Linked DNA regions of Mus musculus: region 2 is linked to region 1. The links are chromatin loops, found by intact Hi-C in ENCODE. Cell type or tissue: heart. All regions are shown on one strand. Links, peaks and the distances in the headings refer to the core of each region. The heading gives the core; the rest is flanking DNA. Region 1 holds the start of Shisal1 (shisa like 1). Region 2 overlaps Parvb (parvin, beta).

Region 1 (9,761 bases), core at 1,105-9,104:
AGCCAGCCCTGTTCCAGATTCCACCTCTACCAGGATGGGCCCAGGAGGAAAGAAAAGATCTTTTTAGGGAGGTCTTAGCATTAGGGGAAAACCTAGGCTCTGGGCAGCCCTGACCAGCCTGAGTTGATACCAGGGACCAAAGTCTGGTTTCAGAGTCTGGTTCCAAAGGACATTTCCAATTAGCCCCTTCAGCGGTCAGGGGTAGACAATCTCAAAGGTTCCCAGGCACCTTTGGGCGGTTGGGATCAAGCAAGAGAACAAAGGGATGGAAAGGGGGGTGGGGGGAAGTTCTGGGTTGGCTGGCTCTGGGAGGAGCCCAACGTGAAGTCACAGTCTCAGAGTGTCAGTGGCCAAGGCATCTTAGAAAGCATCCTGAGACTCGGGTCCAGAGGCCCGCCTGGGGTCACACAGCCCATAGCAACTTGATCGGGCTTGGCTTCTCGCTTCGCCCTGGGTTACAGCAGCCTCTGCTGATGGGAACCAACCCCCTTCTATCTTAGAGGTGAGGAGACCGGTTCAGAGGAGTTGAGAGCCCTGCTCAAGGTCACACAGCCTCAAGAGAGGTCCCTCTAGTTTCCCACGCAAAGCACTTTTCTCTTCCTATGCCAGGCTGGGGTTCCCTGGCAGGAGCACCCACTAAATCCAGGGCACCAGAAAACAGAAAAGTCGTGTGTGTGTGTGTGGGGGGGGGGGGGTTAAGGATGCTTAAATGTAAATACTCTCGGGACAAATTATGTAAGTCCGGTTCCCGGTCCCTCCATGGCCCCAGGGGTACAACTGGGGCAGTAAATACCCACTTCAGCACCTACCCGGGGACCCTAGCCTGGGGGACCCCGTCAAGAATCAGACTCTGCTTGGCCCATCAGGCAGTCGGCGCTGCTCCTTCCAAGGAGAACAGTTGGAGGCGCCAGGATGCGCTGCCCCCCTTTCGTCTTTTCCCCCTCTGGCTGGATAAGAAATACTAATACTAATAATGATAATAATAATTAGAATAAATAGAACCCTAAGACGCTGGGGTCTCGTTGCTATGACAACAGTAGGCACTAATGAGCTTTTCGGAGGCCGCTGCCGGGCCACCCAGCCCCGGGCGCGGGATTACTATGGATCGGGCCCTGGGAGGCGGCGGCAGCGGAGCCTCGGGGTTCCCGATGTCGCCGAACAGGAACCCAGGGCATCCAAGCGTCTCCCAGCGCGGCTCCAGAGCCCTGCCCCACGCGCACTGGCTCCCCAGCCGTCCGCGCTCCGCAGCGACTCCCAGCCTGGTCCCGCTGCTGTCCCCCGCTGTCGCCCGGTCCTGGCGACCACCACCTCGCCCCGTTCCGGCTCCCCCGACGCCGTCCTGCCCGCGATCCTCAGCACTGCGTGGACCCAGCAGCCCCGCAGCCCCGCGCCCCGCTCACCTCGTGCCCGCGCCGGTCGCTCCTCGCTATGTAGCCCGGAGCCGGCGCCCGCGGGAGCCGCCTGCAGGGGCGCGGGGCTGCCCACGCGCGCCGCCGCAACAGTTGTCCGCCAGGCTGCGGGCGCGTGGGGCTCCGGGGCTCCGGCCGCGCTCCGCCCGCTGCGCCCCACGCGCGTCCCGCGCCGCGTTCAGCTCGGCCGCCGCGCCCTCTGCTGCCCCGCGCCGGTTCGGCCTGCGCTTCTCTCTCTCTCTTCTCTCTCTCTTCTCTCTCTCTCTCTCTCTCTCTCTCTCTCTCTCTCTCTCTCTCTCTCTCCCTTCCCCCCTCCCCGCGCGTCCCAGTCGCTTCTCTTCTCCACCTTGCTTTTGCTCCGCCTTTGTTTTTTCTCCATCTCTTTCTCTCCTGCCTTTCTCCTCACCCTCCGTTTTCTTTCCTCTCATCCTTCACTTTCTTCTTGGCTTTTTACTTTTCTCTTCCCCACTCCGTCTCCCCCACCTCCTTTTCCAGTTTTTTTCTTCTCCCTTCCCTCCTCGCGCCCCCCCCACCCCCACCCCCACCCCCCCCCCCGCTTCCCAACCTCCACCAGAGGGTTCTCCTCAATCTCCCCCATCTCCTTTCCACCTGCTCCCCAGCTTGGTACCTGCTCCGAAGGACGCCAGGCACCAGCAACTGCCTGCAGGGATGCAGCCTCTCCTTACGGGTGGACAGATCCCTGCCCCGTGCAGCCCGCGACACTCTGCCCCACCCACCCTGTGCATCTCCCCAGCTCTGGCTGGGAGATCTATTCTGCTAGCCACCCCTGAGGCAGGCAGTCAAGGGCAGGGACAGACTTGGTTTGCGTTTTCCCAGCCTGCTAGACCTGGGTTTAAACCTTCACCCCATGTCTCATTCTCCCCATCACACCCCTAGTTCTGACTTCACCCCCATTTCATGGCTGACCTGCGGGTACCTGACTCCATCCTCACACTTGTGGGTCTACATTTCCCCATTGCTTGGACAACCTCGGAAAGTCCTGTGGGAGCATGTGGCAACCCAGCATTCCTCCCAGGGGACAGTCAGGATGGAGCTTCTTCACTGAATAGAGAATACCCTTGAGTATCCGGAAAAGCAGACCCCTCCCCCAAGAGCCACCCCTCCAGGCCCAACTGCTGCCACCCACATTTTGGGGTCACCTTTGACTTCTGAGACCTCAATGGAACCTCAAGGAAAAGGGAGCCGAGCACTCGATACTCTGAACTTAACTTCTTGCCATGGCACTGAGTGGTTCCTTTGGACTCTGCTGACAGACAACCAGGCTCAGAGATGTTGAGAAAGCACCTCAGGGGCATACAGCTGACAAGAGGCAGAGTCAAAGCTCACACTGAAGCCCAAGCATCTCTGTCTCCTCCACAGGTGCCTCGTTGACACGGAGGGATTCTGCCAGAACAGACTTCTTCCTCTTTCACTGCAGGCTCTTGAACCCCATGGGATGCTGGAACCTGCCTGGCTCTTTGCTGCTTTCGAGGGTAAGGGGCTCAGGGAGGCACCAGCTGGGGAGAACCAGTGTTTTCTCTCACCCAAGCCTGTGCAGGTAAGGGGTTCTGGTTCCCACATCACAGCATCCAGGCTCTGGTTCCCTTCATGGACATAGCCTGGGCTAACCTACTGGGCCCACCTGAGACTGGGGATGCCCATGGGAACTACTTCAGCCAATGGCCAGGGCACCAAAGCTGCCAAGATAGGTAAGGCCAGGCTCTGGAGAGGGCCAGAGGGTAGGCAGAGCCTGCTTGGTAATTGGGGGAGGGCAAGAAGTGTGTGTGTGTGTGTGTGTGTGTGTGTGTGTGTGTGTGTGTGGTGTGATTCCTCAGCACTCAGGGTCATGGACACAAACCAAAGCAGTTCTGTGTTCCTTCTTGCTGATGCAAACCTTCCAAAGAGGAAGTTGAGGAAGACCCTACTTCAGCTGAGGTCAAAGACAGAGACAGGGTGCTCCTCTGAGTCCTCTGTCTCACGCCATGTCAGTGTGGGGGACCACACAAATCGAAGCAACTTCAGGTCTTGGTAGGAGCAGGGTTAGGTGAGCTGGGTTCTCTGGCTCCCATTGAGACCCTGGTCCCAAGATCTCTGCAGTGAAGGCCAGTCCAGAGACACTCTAGTGTGGACAGCAAGGAAGCAGGTCAGGCTGGGAGAAGTGGGGTGTAGTGTGGGATACCCTGTGTGACATCTGATACGTGTGTGTTAGGCATGGGTATTGTGCAGTAGATGTTGTGTGTGTTGTGTCTGTGTTATATGCTATGCGTGTGTCTCATCTGTATATGTGTTGTATGGCATGGTCTGGAGTGTTTGCATGTGTTAGGTGTCATGGGACATGTGTATGGTGTGTGTGGTGTGTGCAGGGAGCCGAATGTAGCCTGCTTTGTATGTGTGTGTGCTGTGGCTGTGGGTAGCATGTTTTCTGTGTGTACATGGGTGGTGTGAATTGGATGAATGTCATGGTGTAGATCACGGTATCTGGGGGGATGCATCAACAGATATTCAGACACAAAGGGTGTATGGGATGTATGGATGTCTCACTTTGCCTGGCATTCCCACGTGGCCTCCATGCATGGCGTGTCTGTGTGCATCCCCACACGTGAGGAAGGCTGTCTTGGCGAGAGGGATCTGTGTATGGTGGCTTCTGGGAGGAGTTCCCTCCATCCCTCCAACACTGATGCTAAGCAGTCTCATGTTGTAATGAGTGTGTGCACCTGAGGACATGGTGGCTAGTGACCACTGATGCCCTGCCTCTGGCCAGCCCAATTCCGCAGGACACAGCCCAAGCCCCTGTCTCCTCCCTTGACTACTTCCTCTGCAGGCAGCCTGTGCCACCCACACTGAGGCCAGCATGGGCACATAAGGTCCCTCATACCTCCCTACACATGTACTTTCTCCACAATTACAGGGCCCGATTCTGCTTGCATCCCATTGCCCAGGTATCCCTCCTCTAAGGTACAAAATTCTTTAGCATCAGTTTCCTCATTTGTAAAGTAGGATGACCACCAGGACCAGCAAGAAGATCAATGGCAGACCGTATCATTAGGCCAACAAGCAAGTGCTGGTTTAGTGGGTCCTTGGTCCTGCCAATGCCTTCTTGTCCTCTAGGGGGAAGGAGGTCCTATCATTTGTGTAGCCCCACTCCATTTCCCTTCTTCTTGCCACTGCATCCCAGTGCCCTGTGGTTGTTTTAACAATGACCACGCTAGGAAGCCTATTCCACTCCCCACAGTTCTGAAGTTATATTTCCCTGGATCAAGGTGTGTCTGAGGCCATATTTCCCTGAGGGCTCAATGAGACGGCCCTTGCTACAGCTTCAGTCCAGCTGACCCCAGTATCCTTCAGTGGTGGCTATACTGCTGCAGCTGTATTGCTGTACCAGGGGCCACCCCAACTATCCCTGTTAACTCCCATCTCAGTACCTTAAACTTCAATGCCACTCCAAGATATTTCCTCTCTCTCTCTCTCTCCCTCTCTCTCTCTCTCTCTCCCTCCCTCCCTCCTTCTCTCTCTTTCTTTCTTTCTTTCTTTCTTTCTTTCTTTCTTTCTTTCTTTCTTTCTTTCTTTCTTTCTTATTACTTATGATAGGATCTTAAGTAGCCCTGGTTGGCTCAGACTCCCGAAAATGACCTTGAATTTTCCCGATCCTCCTGCCTCTATTCCCTAAGAGCTAGGATTATAGGCATGCACCACCATGCACAGTTTATGTGTTGGTGGGGACAGAATCTAAATATGTATGTTGGGCACACACTCTTCTAATTGAGCCACACTCCAGCCTCCCTTTCCCCCCTTTTAAATGACATTCTACTTGTTTATTTTGTATGTGCATACGTCTATGTGCACACATACCTGAATGCCATGGTGGACATGTGGAGGTCAGAAGACAACTTTCAGGAATCAGTTCTCTCCTACCACTCACTATATGGGTCCCAGGGAATAAACTCGGGTCTGTCTGGCTTGGCAGGAAGGCCTTTACCCACTGAGCAATCTTGCCAGCCCTCGAGGGACCCACCCCAAGCTCAGGAATGGGGCTGAAATGCCAAGGGGGGAAGGAGAGTGTTTCTCAGCTTCCTTCTCCCTTGCATATGCAGAGAGAGAGACAGGCTGCCAGAGCAGGGAGGACCAAGTGAAGCAGGCAGCTCGGGGTCACGCGTAGAGCCCCTCCCCCACCCAGAGTCGAGCTGGGAGGTGGGCTGGGTTCCTTCACAGCTGACCAAGCAGCTGCTCTCACCCCATCACGGCAGCACCTGCAGTGGGGAGCCCTGCTCTGCACCCCAGCACCACCCTCATCCTCCGGCCTTATTTACTACATCTCTGCCTTCGGGAGGCCTGCTCCCCCGCAAAAGCAACTGCTCACCGGGCAGGCGAGCGAGCGGCAGGCGGGCCGGCCTGGCGATGACTCATGCTCTCTCCGCGGAGTGCAGCCTTTTCAAAGGGCTGGCTGGGGAGGAAGCTAAATTTAAAGCCAGGCTTCCCGAGAAGATCACCTGCCACGTCAAAATCGCTGCCATTTAATTAGAAGTTGGGGGCATAAGGCTTCCACCCTGCTCTCTCTGGAATCCTCCTGGGGAAGGCTGAGGGGGAGGCAAAGCCCCAGGGGGCAAGAGCCAGCTGGCTCCCCAGCTGTGACACGTCCCTTTGTTCCTTCCCCCAGACTTCCTTCAGGGAGTGGTCCCCACCTTCCAGGGACCATCAGTCTCTTCCTTCCTCCTCTTCAAGGGTTCTAACCCTGGGCATGTAGAACAGGGCTCAAGAGGTCTAGAGGTCCCTGTTCCCCCAAGAAAGGATAAGGCTGTATCAGGCCTCAGCTCTGTCCTCAGACAAATGCTGGACCAGGGGACTTTCCATGGGACTTTCTGATCTTTTCATGGAGGGGGTAGGGGCACCTGTTGCCTTGTTTATCCACAGAGAGTGAGAGATCTTTGCTGGAACAAGTACTTGGAGGAGCCCTGGAAGGCTTCCTGGTGGAAGGTAGAGACTCTGAGGTGAAAGCTACCCAGATAAAGCCTATTGACCTTCCACTTTGGACAGCTAACTGCATGTTTGTTTCCCAGTCTCTTCTGGAGCCACGCAGATCACAGCACAGCCCTGGCTTCTCTGTGCTGTAGGAACAGAGCTGCCAAAGTCAGGCTGCCCAGAGACTTGGGAAGCCACGTAGAGCATCAGCTCTCCACTGATGCTTCGGGGGGGGGGGTGGTCGGGGTTGGGGTCGTCGGGGGTGGGAGGAGGCACACATTCCCTCACTTCGCTTATCCGGGGGTGGGGGGAACACGCAACTGGCTGACCGGGTCAGGTACACAGAAATGAGCAAGCTACAGATGCCACAGCCATCTTGGGGACTTGGGAGCTCAGACTTAGAGAACTGACCTGGGGATCCAGAAAGCTTCCCAATCCACAGGCCCTAAAGAATGGTCAAAGACCTGGCTGCCTATACCAGGACTAAACGAAGATGCCCAGTTCTCTGTTCTCTCCTCTCCTGCTCCCTTCTGACTGCAGCTGTGACAACCATGCTAGCCCTGAAGGAGGTGAGGCAGGACAGCTCCCAGTCCTCACAGCTAAGGCCCACCCAGGTCCAAGATGGATCTAGGATCTTCCTCTCTCCACAGACCTGGGGCTATGTGCCAAGGAAGAAGGAGGAGGGAGGGTGCAGACATTACTAAGGATATTGATCTGTTGCATGCAAGATGAGGAGGCTATGGGGTTTGAAGATTGTGCCCTATGAGCCCTTAGAAGCGGAGGCTATCCCCAATATCCCAGTGTGGGAGGGGCTGGGTATGAGATAGACAGGTGCTGTTGAGGTTCTCCAGGCAAGAAGGGGAGGGGCTGTGGATACTCTGGTCCCAGCAGGGAGGCAGGTCCCTGATTCCATCTGAGGATACCACTTTCTCTGACAGCCTGTGTAGCCAGAAAGGGGACCCCAGAAGCCAGTTGGATATCTACCTGCTGACCATAAGGCCACAAAGGAATGCTGATGGTATGCTCAGTGTAACTTTCTAACCAGCATACTCATGCCTGTGGCTTCTACAGAGATCCTGCCTGGTAGTTCATCTTTCCTGCTACAACAGGATAGTAGCAGCACAGATCTGACTTATCTATCTCCCCTTGCTATACAGACCTGTGGTCTAGCCTGCTGAATGGAGTGGGCCCTGCTCTGGGAAACAAAGGCCCTGGCCCTGCCAGTTCAGATGCAAGGGTCCCCAAGCTCCCAGTTTACTGTGGTGACTAAGTCAGGCCCTGCTATGTGGGACATAAAGCTACCAAGGTATATCTTCCTCTAGGGTCAGTGGGGAGCCAAGGGACAGGCCACCCTCTTCATTACCCCAAACTGAAAAGCAAGAGCCCCTAGGGGTTAGTGTCATGCCTCAGTTTCCCTATCTGTGCCATCACTGATAGTTCTCTGTCCTCCCCCACCCCAACATATACCCAGGAAGTGCCAGGTTCCATTCTCAGGATAGAAAGCACATCAATTTGCGACAAGCCCAGGGAAGGTGTTGTTACAGCCTGTCTTCACAAATAACTTCCCAGGTGACAAGTTGACAATAGGGACAAGCCAAGGTGTGGGGTTGGTTCCATGAAGGCTTTGGTGACACTCTGAACTCTGGGCCTGAGCCATAGCTCAACTTGTGCATGCTAGGGTCTCCTAAAGCCCCGCTTCTCTGTACTTATTCCCGACAGGGACCTGTGCTGACAGAGGGGAGGCCAGCCCAGGCCTTGGGGATGTCAGTTTGTATCAGCAATGGTAACCTCCTTCATTTGGTCCACATGGGTTTGGATTCTCCACAGCTGGTGGCTCTCACAGCTCATCTTCCCAGAGAACCAGCACAGATCCAAAGCAGAGACCATACAAGTGAATAGGGTATTCATCAGCTGGCTTGACAGAACCTGACCTTCCCGCAGCCATGACTCTCCTCGGCAGACCCAGAATTCCTGTGCCAGCATAAGGCTAATCACAGCCCTGGCACAAGCAGAAACCTTCCCAGCTCACCAAGTGTCCTTGAGAAGTACAGGGACCAGGGCCAGGGACAACCTGGTTCTTAGACTGTAGGAAGGGGGCTCAGAGAAATGGTATAATAGGCCCCAGGCCACACAGCTCAGATGCTGGGCAAGAGGGGCATTCTGAGGATTCCCAATGGCCTGGGATATCACTTCTAGGCATTGGGGGTTCTGTCTTAGAAGATTAGCAAGGGTCCTTGCTCTCCAAGCCAGTTGTCCATTCTGTATGGGCTGAGTAAGGCGTTACTGACCAGAACAGGGGTCTGGGCTTGACTGTGTGACCTCATATCACAAGATGATGCTCTGCCTCCCTCTCTGACCTGTTTGTTGGGGCAGGAAATTGTCCTCTAGGGTTAGGTGAGAGGGTGGGCTCAAGACCACATCCATTTAACTGAAGCCAGGTAGGGCGATATGGTTCCCCGCCCCCTGCAACACCACACTCAGATGCTCCCCACAAATCTGTCATGGAAGCCACTTCTGAGTTTCTGTAAGAGAACAGAGCAAGCTCAGAGAGGCTAATTGCATAGAGCCACAGAGTTGGGACCACAATTCCCACTCCAGGCTGTTACCCTTGACAGAGCAGAAGGCCCTTGAATGGGGCCATGTCTGCCTCTGCCTTCCAAACCTCAGTTTCCCAGATTGTTCCATGCTTACTTGCCAACCAACAGTGCAAGGTTCTGGCAGGCTCACTTTTGATGGCTTCTGGACAGCTCTGCCCAGGCACGGGGATGCAGGATACAGGCCATCCAGGGTTCAGTGGCACAAGTCCTGGGGTCCTACAGGGTTCCAAGTCCCTTTAACGTGCTAAACTGTTGGCTGGGCCTCCTCAGACACCTTCATCACTGAAAAATTGTGTTAACACACAGCCTAGGGAGTGAATGGCCCAGGGAGCCAAGGGCTTGGGTTCTATTCTGGGGAGGCTCCTGGTAGAGAGCCAGCCATGAGCCGGGCAGCAGGGCAGAGTCACGGTCCAGGCCAACTGACCACTGGCCAGCCATAGTAGCTTACATACGTGAAGATTCTCAACTTACAAAAGATCTGATAGGGTGTGAAGTAGGAGGCTGAGGGAGGGTGTGTCATGGGCAAGGGTTTAGGGACGCCTACAGGTCACATCAGAGGGTTTTCCTAGCTGACCCACCAGCTCAACCTTCGGAACAGGAGAATGAAAGGAAATGTAGCCGTTCAGAGCCTGGGTCCGTGCACCTCACCCAGGCCTTGCCTCTGCACAGGTTTCCTCATGAATCCCACTGGCTCACCAAAACAATATATTATCTATGCATACAAAGAATAGGGAGGACTAGGAAGGTTAAGTATCTCTGAAGGTCTCATAGCTGGTGATCAGAAGATGGCAACCTGCGC
Region 2 (9,761 bases), core at 888-8,887, 150 kb before region 1:
GGTGGGGTAAGGACTTGGTGGGGGCTTGGTGGTCTGTCTCGTGAGACATCACCCCTAAGTTCATTTCCTTTCCTCACAAGCCCGCACTCAGCTATGAATGGGCTCAGCCAGGCAGTTCTTGCTGTGCCTGGTCCTGTGATATGTACATCTGAGGGCTTGCTGGCGTCTGACGGACCAAGGTAGCCTCTCTTATATATTACTAAGGCCAGATGCCAGCCCCCAAGGCAGCCTCTGGAACACAGCGTCTGTGGCCTTGAGGAGACATTTTCCCAGATTTCACCTTAATGGTGTTGGTGTCCTGTTTATCACAGCTGATCCTTCGGTCCCAGCTGACCAGAGTCACGGATTACTTTAAAAATATTGCATAAATAGCCCCATAGAGTATTTGAAGGCCTCTTAAAAATCCCCTCTGAAACTTCACCAGCCAGGTTCTTCCAGCCTGTTTTCCAAGTTCTCACAAATGCTCATTTATCGTTAAGCATTCAAATGGCTTTTCAAGCCGGAAGTTCCAGACTCCTTCCACATTAGCCCTCTATCTCAGTGGTTCTCAACCACACTAATGCCGAGACCCTTTAATACAGTTCCTCATGTTGTAGTGACCCCCCCAACCATAAAACTATTTTTCGTTGCTACTTCAAGATTGTAATTTTGCTACTATCATGAATCATAATATAAATGTCAGATGCAGGATATCTGATATGTGATCCTGGGGAAACGGTCATTTAATCCCCTAAAAGGATCTCAGCCCACAGGTTGAGCAACGCTGCTCTATCTGCTGGGCGTGGCTGCCAGAATCAACAGGCTCCCAGTTCCCACGATGCAAATGATGTCCTCTCTAAATGATACACCAGGGTGGTCACTGTGTTGGGAATGAGGGTAGTTTGCTGTCACTCTTGTGCTGATTAGTCGCCTGCACGTGTCCCTCACTTTTGTTAGGCTAGAGCAGGGTGTGTGTATGTGTATCCATTCCTATTGGGGGGTGGGGGGAAGGGGGCTGAGTGCTAGGGTCTGGTTGGCTCTGAGACTTGGTCTAAGTGTCCATCTGACCCTTTCTTCTTGTTCACAGGATCATGATGGGCCGGTTTGGTAAGTACCCTGGTTTGGGGTGGGACAAGGTGAGATCCCTGGGTATGCACCATCCAACACAGAAAGCTCTGCGGTTCTCAAGGTCATGCGTGTGATCTTGTGAACTTGGGCAGGAGGAGTGAGCTTGTAGGGACAGAGGGGCCAGCCTGGAGAACATCTCTAGCTTACCTGCAGGGGAGGGAGTGGGAGGGGAGAAAAGAAGGTAATTACTCTCTCACCTGACCCTGTCCCCTGGGCAAGAGAGGACAGACAAAGAGATCAAAAACCTACAGCTTTGTTTAAATTCTCAGAGGTGATTCTGGCTCCCTGCGCGGGCTGGGAGGGAGGCTGATGTGGGCAGAAGTTTAAAACAGAAGGAAGTGGAGAAGGCTGAGGAAAAATGGAAGCCAGATAGAAGCTCCCAGCTCATTTCCAGATACATGTCTGACCCTGGGGAATCCTTGGGGGCGGGGCCAGTGCCACCTCCAAAACCCAATGCCCTTCTCTGACCTGGAGGTTGTAAAGAAGGGCTGAAGGATGAGCATGCAGCATGCTGAAGGATGAGCATGCAGCATGCTGAAGGATGAGCATGCAGCATGCAGCACGCAGCAGTTCTGACAGTCAGGAAGGTCTTGAGTTTGAGAGAAAGCTGTGGCCATGTAGCCCCTGAGCCCTTCTGATGGACAGGTGTTATGCTTGCTGGGAAAGTTCCCAGGGGAAGTGGGGTGGCAAGCATGGGTCATGTGGGACCCCTGCTTGGGGTCCAGGTGCAGGCTAGTTTAGAGATATGTATAGTTTAGAGGCTCTGAACCCCTGGGGATCGCAGAGGCGGGAGGATGACGAATGGGGACCTGAGAGTGTGGCGTGGTAACTTATGAGTTTGGGTTGGCTCTGTTTCAGGTTCAGAGGATTTGAAAAGAGTTGGCTTGGCTGGGGGCGTGGGGAGAGGGAGGCAATCCTGGGCTCGGTTGGTATCTTGGGAGCCCTGACAGCTGGGAAGGACACCTGGTCAGGTACACAGGGTGTGTCTCCCAAGGGGAGAGCCAGGTGCACCAGAACTCAGTCACGGTGCTGGGGACATCTGAGGCCACAAGAAACCTCCTCTGAGGCTGTACTCACTTCACTTCTTGCAGGCTCTGGCGTAAGATGAAACAGGCTATTAGCTAGTGACAGGCAATTAGTTCCGCCCCCGCCTCGCACTTCTGCTGACGCAAGGAGGTCTCCTGGTTACGCGGCTGACAGCCTTGGTTTTGGTGCAGTGAGCCCCTGGGCTCCCAGGCATCCTCTTGGGGGAGCAGCAGATGGCTATCCCAGGATTTCTGGTCACTTCTGACCTCACTGCCCCGCCAGGGTCTGGTCACACTGGTTCCCACCCAGCATCTACTTTCTGGCTTCAGCACAAGCTTTGCTGAGGAAGGTCAAAGCATCCCTTGTCACGTCTGTTTCCTGTCCACAGTCCAGGATGCTCCAGACATCACATCCCCTGTGGCCTTGATCTCTCACCTCCTGAGTGTCCAGGTCTAACCCTGCCCCCCCTCCACCCCCACTTCCACTACTCTCGGCCTAAGACACCCTCCTGCTAAATTACCCAGGGTTCCCTCCTGCATTGGCTCAACTGTCACTCACCAGGGATCCCCAGTCACAAACCAGCATGCACCCGCCCTACTACCCTCTGGTTGTCTTCGTTATGTCTAGAACCATCTGACAAACCTGGAGCCAGCCCTGCTCCCAGGAGCCTCAGGGTTTGTGTGTGTGCTCCCCTTGACCCGGAACACTGGTGCAAGTGCTATGCTTGTAGGCACACCCATGCCTTTTCCTTTGTTCAGGGATCTCCAAGTATCCTGGAGGCAGCCGCTCACCCCAAGCCTGTATGATCTCAGCAGCCCTCCCTGCACCACTGTCAGGCGTGAGGAGGTTCCAAGACCTGAGCAGGCTGAGTCTCCTAGGCTGAGTCTTGCTTGAACCCGTTCCCTCAGCCTCCTTGGCCTTCGAGTGCTGTGCAAAGGTGGAGCGTCTCCTCTCTGGTCACTCTTCCCTAAGGCCAGCAGGTTGAGGGGTGGGTACCCAGCCTCTTCCCACCAGCGTCTTGTCCTGCCTGAAGTATAAGCTGGTTTTTCTCTCCCTGGAAACCAGTCTCCTGGGAGCTGGGAGGTTAGAGCCTGATCTCCATAGCAACGCCTTTGCCAGTTGCCTTTTCTCTAGCTAGTGGCCCTTCCTCCCTGGTTCCCCCTCCCCACCCCCGACTCAGGAGCCCTTTCTGGTGCTGACAGGATTGGGTGGGCAAGGGTGGAGTCCCCCTCCTAGTTCCAGGCTCAGTTTGCTGAGACCCAATCTCTCCCATTTGCCTTCCCAGCAGAGCCTGTGTTAAATTAAAACTCTGACCTGACGTTCACACCCCTGGTCATTGTGCACGAAGGCCACTGCACTAAAGGACTCAGCTCCTGTCAGCCTCCCTCCCAGACCACCCTGCTCTTGAATCCACTCTGGCTCCCTGTGTTTCTCTTTGCATGTTCTCTGGCTGCAATGCCCTTCCTCTTCTCATCTCTCCAGCCAGCCTGGCTCAGACGGCAAGCCTCTTTCTTCCAACCTCTTGTCCATGGCTGCGAACTTGGGTGCTGCCAGAGACCAGCCGGACAGAGTTGCTCAAACCCCAGAAGCTGAAGGTTATAGGAGGAGAACTGTGGAAAATAGGAGCCCCCCCCCATCCTTGTCCTGGGGGTGGCACCTTGATGCCAGGTGCCCTGTAGCTCACTGTGGCCCCAGCCTCTGCTTTCAAGAGTTGGAAATGTAGATTAGGGAAAACCTTCCTATTCTAAATGAGGCTGAGTTAGGCTCCAGGTACAGACCTGGGACCCTCCTGTCTGTGCCTTTCCAAACTAGTGACTTCTCCAGTACAGGAGGGAAATTGATGGGGTCCCCAGACATGGGAATTGGGCTTGTCCCTGTGTCCCCACCCTGATTCTTGATGCTCACAGAGGCGGTGGGGAACAGATGTGGTTCCATTTAGCTAGGGAAGGGACCTAAAGTCTGTGGGCTTTCTAGTCACACAGTGAGGATTTGAACCCAGCTCTGCCCTGTCCCCACCATCCCTGGTCCTTCCTCTTGGCTATGGAGCCACATTTTGTGTCCTCTAGGCCCCAGGTAAGCAGCCAGCGTGGGAGGCGCCCAACAGCCTCCCACGCGGCACTCTGCCAGCCCAGCAGTGGCCCAGCTAAATAAACCGGTGACGTCAAGAGCCTGAGCTCTTGGGGCTTTGCCTAAGCCGCTTTGCAGGGCTGCACTTCTTCTGAGAGGAGTAAAGCTCCTTTTGCCCCTTTACAGATTGTTTTCTGGGGGATAATCTGACTTAGCTGATTATGGAAGTGAGTGACATCTGGTGCTAACTGAGGGTGGCTTTTTGTCCCCACCAGTCCTTAGAGGGAGGCACTGCCTTTCCCCCCTTCCCTAACCATCCCCCCTCCCCCCAGACACAAAAGGTCCCTTCTCTCTGTTTAGCCTCTCACCTTCCCCAAGGCTGAGGAAGAGGCCCCAGGTTGGATGGAGCTGCCTCCAGAGCCTGGCTGGAATCTCTGGCACCTTCATCTTGGGGCTAGGTTGGTAGGGGGCTAACTTTAGACCGTCCTGTTTGGCTCTTCTCCCCAGAACCCTGGCTCTCTCAGCTCACCCCAGCCTTCTTTGCTCTCCTCCTTCCTCTTCCTCAGCAGCCCCTGTCTCCTGAGGTGGGGGAAGCCCCCCTGTGCCTTACCCCTAGAACCAAGAAGACAGAAGTCAGGGCCCGGGTCCCACTCAGTGCCTCCCCTCCCGCTGCAGCACTGTTGGCCCCAGAGCCCCCAGGCCTCTACTTGACCTGGGCTATAGTCATCTATCCCAACAACTTCTGTGCACCCAGTCTTACAGACGTAAACAGACATTTGGGTTCAGAGGGCACCTCCAGAGGGATTCCAGGTTCCTGTGTCCCTGAACGAAGAGCAGAGCAGAGACACACAGTCGCAGCCAGAGCAGACTAAGGAGCATCCACTTCTGAGGGAGAATGTGCCGCCCCCAAGTGCAGAGCTGGGCTTTCACCTTAGAGCCTGGCTTTCCCTTCCTTTGCATAGTGAGGATATTTTGGTTCATTTGAATAGAGTAGGCTTTTCTGAGTGTGTGCTATTTGTCACATGTAGTTCACACAAATTCATGTGTCAGCATGTCTCATTAGCATCTTAAATTTGCCCCTAGGGGTGTGCCACACGGTTACAATGAGTCCCAGGCCACCCGCAGACACTTTGGAGTGCATGTGTGTCCTGAGCCAGTGACACAGGCACATTTTCATATTTGGATTTGTTTTCCTTTGTCAGCCCTGTTGGGCTGGAAGGTGTCAATTGTGGTTGGGGGGGGGGTTGGGGGTTCCAGTGTTCCTCTTTGCCAACTTGTTCCTTTCAGATGCTAATTTTGCAGAGGCTTTCTGTTCTCTGGTGGCCTCAAGTAGGGAGGGATGGGGACTTCTGTGCTGTTTGTTTGGGTGGCAGCTTGCACAGATGTGAGCAGGTCAGAGTGAGCAGGTCGTGGTTCACCAAGGAAGAGGGAGGTCATGGGCTACCTCAGGTTGAAATAAGCAGCCTTCAGGCTTCCTGCCGAGGACACCAAAGGCTCAGGTGCCTTCCCCCTGAGCTCCTCCGCTGAGCTTGCCCTGTTGCTGGAGTCAGAGGCAGGGCAGGAGTAGGAGAACCATCCATCTCTCCCAGAGAGTTAGGAGCTGAAGGTCCAGCAGACGGTACTGCGGGGGGGGGGGGGCAGTGAGGCTCTGTCAAAGGCATGTTAGTGCTTGAGGGATGCAAGTGTGCAGAGAGGCCATTTTGTAAAGGCTGGGAGATGTGTGGGAGCGTGGCCATCTCATAGCCACGGGAGAGAGGATGGACCACAGTCTAAGAGCCGTGAGAGGTAGGGGTTTGAGGGGCCAGTGGCGAGAAGTTGCCCAGTTGCACATTCAGAGATTCTGGATGCTGAGGGGGAGGAGGCTGGTGGAGCTAGATAGAGGCTGTGGTCATCCAGAGGTAAGAGGAGGCATGGGGGCAGCGGAGCTGGCCAAGAGTAGAAGAAGGGGGAGTCACAGTCAGCGATAACGCTTAGGGAAGGAGAGTCAGGGATGCTTCAAATGCTTAATCAAAACTTGCAGGCACCCAAGTACGACCTGGTATCCCATACCCAAAGCGTTACTGTTACCAAGGAAGCCCCACGCAGCTGTTGCTCGTTAAGGCAACCCTCACGCCTCCTGCTGCACTCCTACGGGGCAGTGTCAACCTGCAGGCTCCTCTGCTCTGGCAGAAACCAGGGGGATCAAGCAGAACCCCAAGGGAGAGCAACCAGAGAGGGCTATTTCTAGAACTGAGAGCTGAAAGGTTGGGAATCAGGGCCGCCAAGTCCTTTCTAGAACTCTCTGTGTTCTCTCTTGCATGTCCTGCAGAGCGGGACGCCTTCGATACTCTTTTCGACCACGCCCCGGACAAGCTCAACCTTGTGAAGAAGGTAGATTATCTCCCTCCCTCCCTCCCTAGCCTGCTCCCCACCCCCACCCCCGTGCCTGGTGCCTGTGCAGACTCTGTCTAGACTCTCTGCAGACCCAAGGCAAGCCGAGATGGGGATGAGAGACATTTGGAATATTCTAAAGTGTGCCCTTGTGTATTGAGACCTCTCCCAGCAATGTGTGCTGTGGCGATGCTCTCTTACAATACTGTGCTATTAACTAGAGCCTAGAGTTTGACACAGCCTTTTGGCGATAGCCATCAGAGGAGGGTTTGGAGTATGCCAGCCTGCCATATTGGGGGCTCGGGTCCGGGGGGTCCGGAGAAGGTTGCTGGTGTAATGTTGTCTTTACCTCTCTGCCTTGACAGTCTCTCATCACGTTTGTGAACAAACACCTGAATAAGCTAAACTTGGAGGTGACTGACCTGGAGACCCAGGTAGGCAGGGCTTCGGTGGAGGCTCCCTCTGGCCAATGCTTCTTGCAGCTCTCAACTCAGGTGGGGTGTGGGAATAATCAGGACCACCTTGTTTCTCTCAGGAGAAGCTCCCAGAGTGTAGCTTGTGGTATTGCTCCAGCCCAACCAAGCTGGCTGCTTAGACCCTTCTCTGTGTTTCCTGTAACTGTGGCAGACAGAGATGGAAGGCTGAAGCCAGGGTGGGAGTCCAGAGTTACAGTGTGGGCGGGCTGGCTCCTTCCCACTCTTGCTGTGGCTCCTGCTGCGTTTCTGCAGGCAGGCTCCGGTGTTCTTGCATCTGTAGATATATTACTTCCATCTTCTGTGGCCTCCTCCTGTGTCTGCATCTGAGTCTGCATGTCTGCGTGTTGCCCAAGGCTCTCTGTGCCCCGTCTGCTTCCCAGAGCTAGAGTCTAGAAATGGATGCCTGAGAGCAAAGAAATGACACGCTGGAATAGAGCCCACCCTGATGACACAAGGACAACTGAGACCCTTTGTCCAAGTGAAGGCACAGGTTAGGATTCTAGCTTATTTAGGAGAGAAACAATTCAACTTTTAGTGCCCACCCCCAAGACTCCATCTGACCCTGCCACTGGCCCTTTGTTGTGCGGGTCTCTGGGTCTAGAACATTCTGTGCCCTCTGCTTCAGTGGTGGAGACATGGCAGCCTCACATTTGATCCCATGACAATATAGAGACAATGTCCCATCCAACCTGGGCCCAGCAAGATGGCTCAGCTGGTAAAAGTGACTGCCAAGAAAACCTGATGACCCGAGTTTGATCCCGGGGGACCTACATCATAGGAGACAAATGGCTCCTTCAAGCCGTCCTCTGATTACATAGGGACTATAACACTAACCTGATGCTCCGCCCTACACGTCATACAAATTACAGGAATAGTAATAAAATTAGCATCCGTTTGGGGACTAGGGACAAAACTCTTTTGCCATCTGTACCTCAAACACTCCTTCCTCAAGCTAGAGTGCCCTTGTAGTGGTGACAGTCTCTAAGCACACAACATGCCTTGAAGGCCCAACTGAATTTTCCCCTGGCTTAGTTGTGTGGTTGAGTTTTGGGCCGGAATCCTTGGTGCAGACATCCCTAATACGCAGCTGATCCATCCTAAACCCCTGGGCATTTTCTTCTATTGCTTTCTCTTTCTTTAACTTCTTCTCATTTGCTTTTCTAATTAAAAAAAGTAATTCAGGTTCATCGTAGAAATGTCTAAAAATGAAGATAAGGAAAATAAACAAAAGTTGCCCTAATCTATCACCCTGAGGGCGCTGCACCCTGGGCTTTGTTCCATGTACTTCTGGGTATTCTGGGTGTAGGCAGTATAGTCTGCTTTATGGAGCGGATTTTGTGTGAGTGTGTGAGTGTGTGTGTGTGTGTGTGTGTGTGAGAGAGAGAGAGAGAGAGAGAGAGAGAGATTGAGAGAGAGTGTGTGTGTCTATGTGCACATACGTGTGCGTGATTTGCAAATGCATCTCTTATTCTTGGCTGTTTGTTCATGCAGCACGCTTGCCGGGTGACACTTTAGATTTCCTGAAGCTCCGGAAGCTAAAGTGAAAAGCTGCTTCTCTCGCTCCCTGATGTCCCCCACCCCCAACTCCGCCTGGGTCTCTTTCAAAGTGCTCATGCATAAAACAACACACTCCCTTTAATAACAGTCGATCACACTGGACAGCTGTTGTGTAATTCGCTGTTATTTTTTTTTCTCCCTAAATACATGGGCATCTTCTTGAGAGAGATGGATATCTCTGTCTGAAGCTATTTCGCTTTTCAGTCTGTCAGAGGGCTCCTCCCTCCCTCCCTCCCTCCCTCCTTCCATCTCCTCCAGACAGGGGATTCACCTTTGCCTTAGATTCACTTTGTAGCTTAGGCTGGCCTTAAACTTTTGGTCATCCTCCTGTCTCAGCCTCCTGAGTGCCAGGGTTATAGGCGTGTACCATTATGCCTGGCACTGGTCTCTGTTAACCCCAACCTTCTTAGGTTGGGAGGTGCGGCTCAGTAGCATAGCCATTTGCTGAGCATGCTCAAGGCCCTTGGTCCCTTACCCAGCACTGTTAAAATCATTCCCTTCCCTTCAGGTGTGAGGCTGCATTGGCGTTAAGCGGCCCTGTGATTAGACCCCCTTCCTGTTCCTGTGCATGCTGCCTAGCAGGTGCTCTGCCCGTGGCTATTCGTGCCCCGTCCGTTTCCTCGGGGGGGCGGGGGGGTTAACATCTAGAAATGAAATCAGACATGAGGTTGTAAGTACAAAGCAGCATGCACCATGCGGCCTGGGAAGGTCTGATCATGGGAGCTGGCACCAGCCATGTGGGCAGCTGACCTGTATCTGCTGTCATCTGCCTTTCTTTTTTTTTTTTTTTTTTTTTTTTTTTAAGATTTACTTATTATATGTAAGCACACTGTAGCTGTCTTAGGACACCCCAGAAGAGGGCATCAGATTTCTTATGGATGGTTGTGAGCCACCATGTGGTTACTGGGATTTGAACTCGGTGAACTCAGGATCTTCGGAAGAGCAGTAGGCGTTCTTAATCACTGAGCCATCTCGCCAGCCCTCATCTGCCTTTCTTATGTGATCCTGCAAAATACACAGCCAGGGCACCTTAGATCAGGGGAAAACCTGCATTTTTGCTTGTTTTGTTTTGTTTTTTTTTCTTCTGGGCTATCATACAATGTATAATTTAATTGGATGGTGCTGGCATCCAATTAAATCTATGCTTGGTGGCTGGTC

Evidence for each region. Peaks named below come from ENCODE experiments on the same cell type or tissue, not always from the same donor. Only the 100,000 strongest peaks of a DNase experiment are listed, where the experiment ranks them.
Region 2: it touches region 1 in a loop (2.4-fold over the local background); 1 of 42 quality-filtered maps calls a loop at or near these places.

What each region holds. Positions count from the first base shown.
Region 1 is chr15:84,444,962-84,454,722 of GRCm38, forward strand. It overlaps Shisal1 (shisa like 1), which reads right to left and starts at 1,613. Exons shown (of 5, transcript NM_001374162.1): 1 at 1,401-1,613. Gm33830 (a long non-coding RNA gene) reads left to right here and starts at 314. Exons shown (of 3, transcript XR_384293.3): 1 at 314-502; 2 at 2,790-2,902. In heart, for the core only: no CTCF peak of the experiment used is centred there; a DNase peak (open chromatin) is centred at 5,647; H3K4me3 peaks cover 1,958 bases; H3K27ac peaks cover 2,499 bases; H3K27me3 peaks cover 4,110 bases.
Region 2 is chr15:84,296,900-84,306,660 of GRCm38, forward strand. Parvb (parvin, beta) reads left to right here. Exons shown (of 13, transcript NM_133167.3): 8 at 1,067-1,086; 9 at 6,509-6,570; 10 at 6,936-7,004. Among named protein-coding and RNA genes, the nearest start is that of Gm22890, 22 kb to the right of the region's middle. In heart, for the core only: no CTCF peak of the experiment used is centred there; a DNase peak (open chromatin) is centred at 4,262; H3K27ac peaks cover 3,017 bases; H3K27me3 peaks cover 553 bases.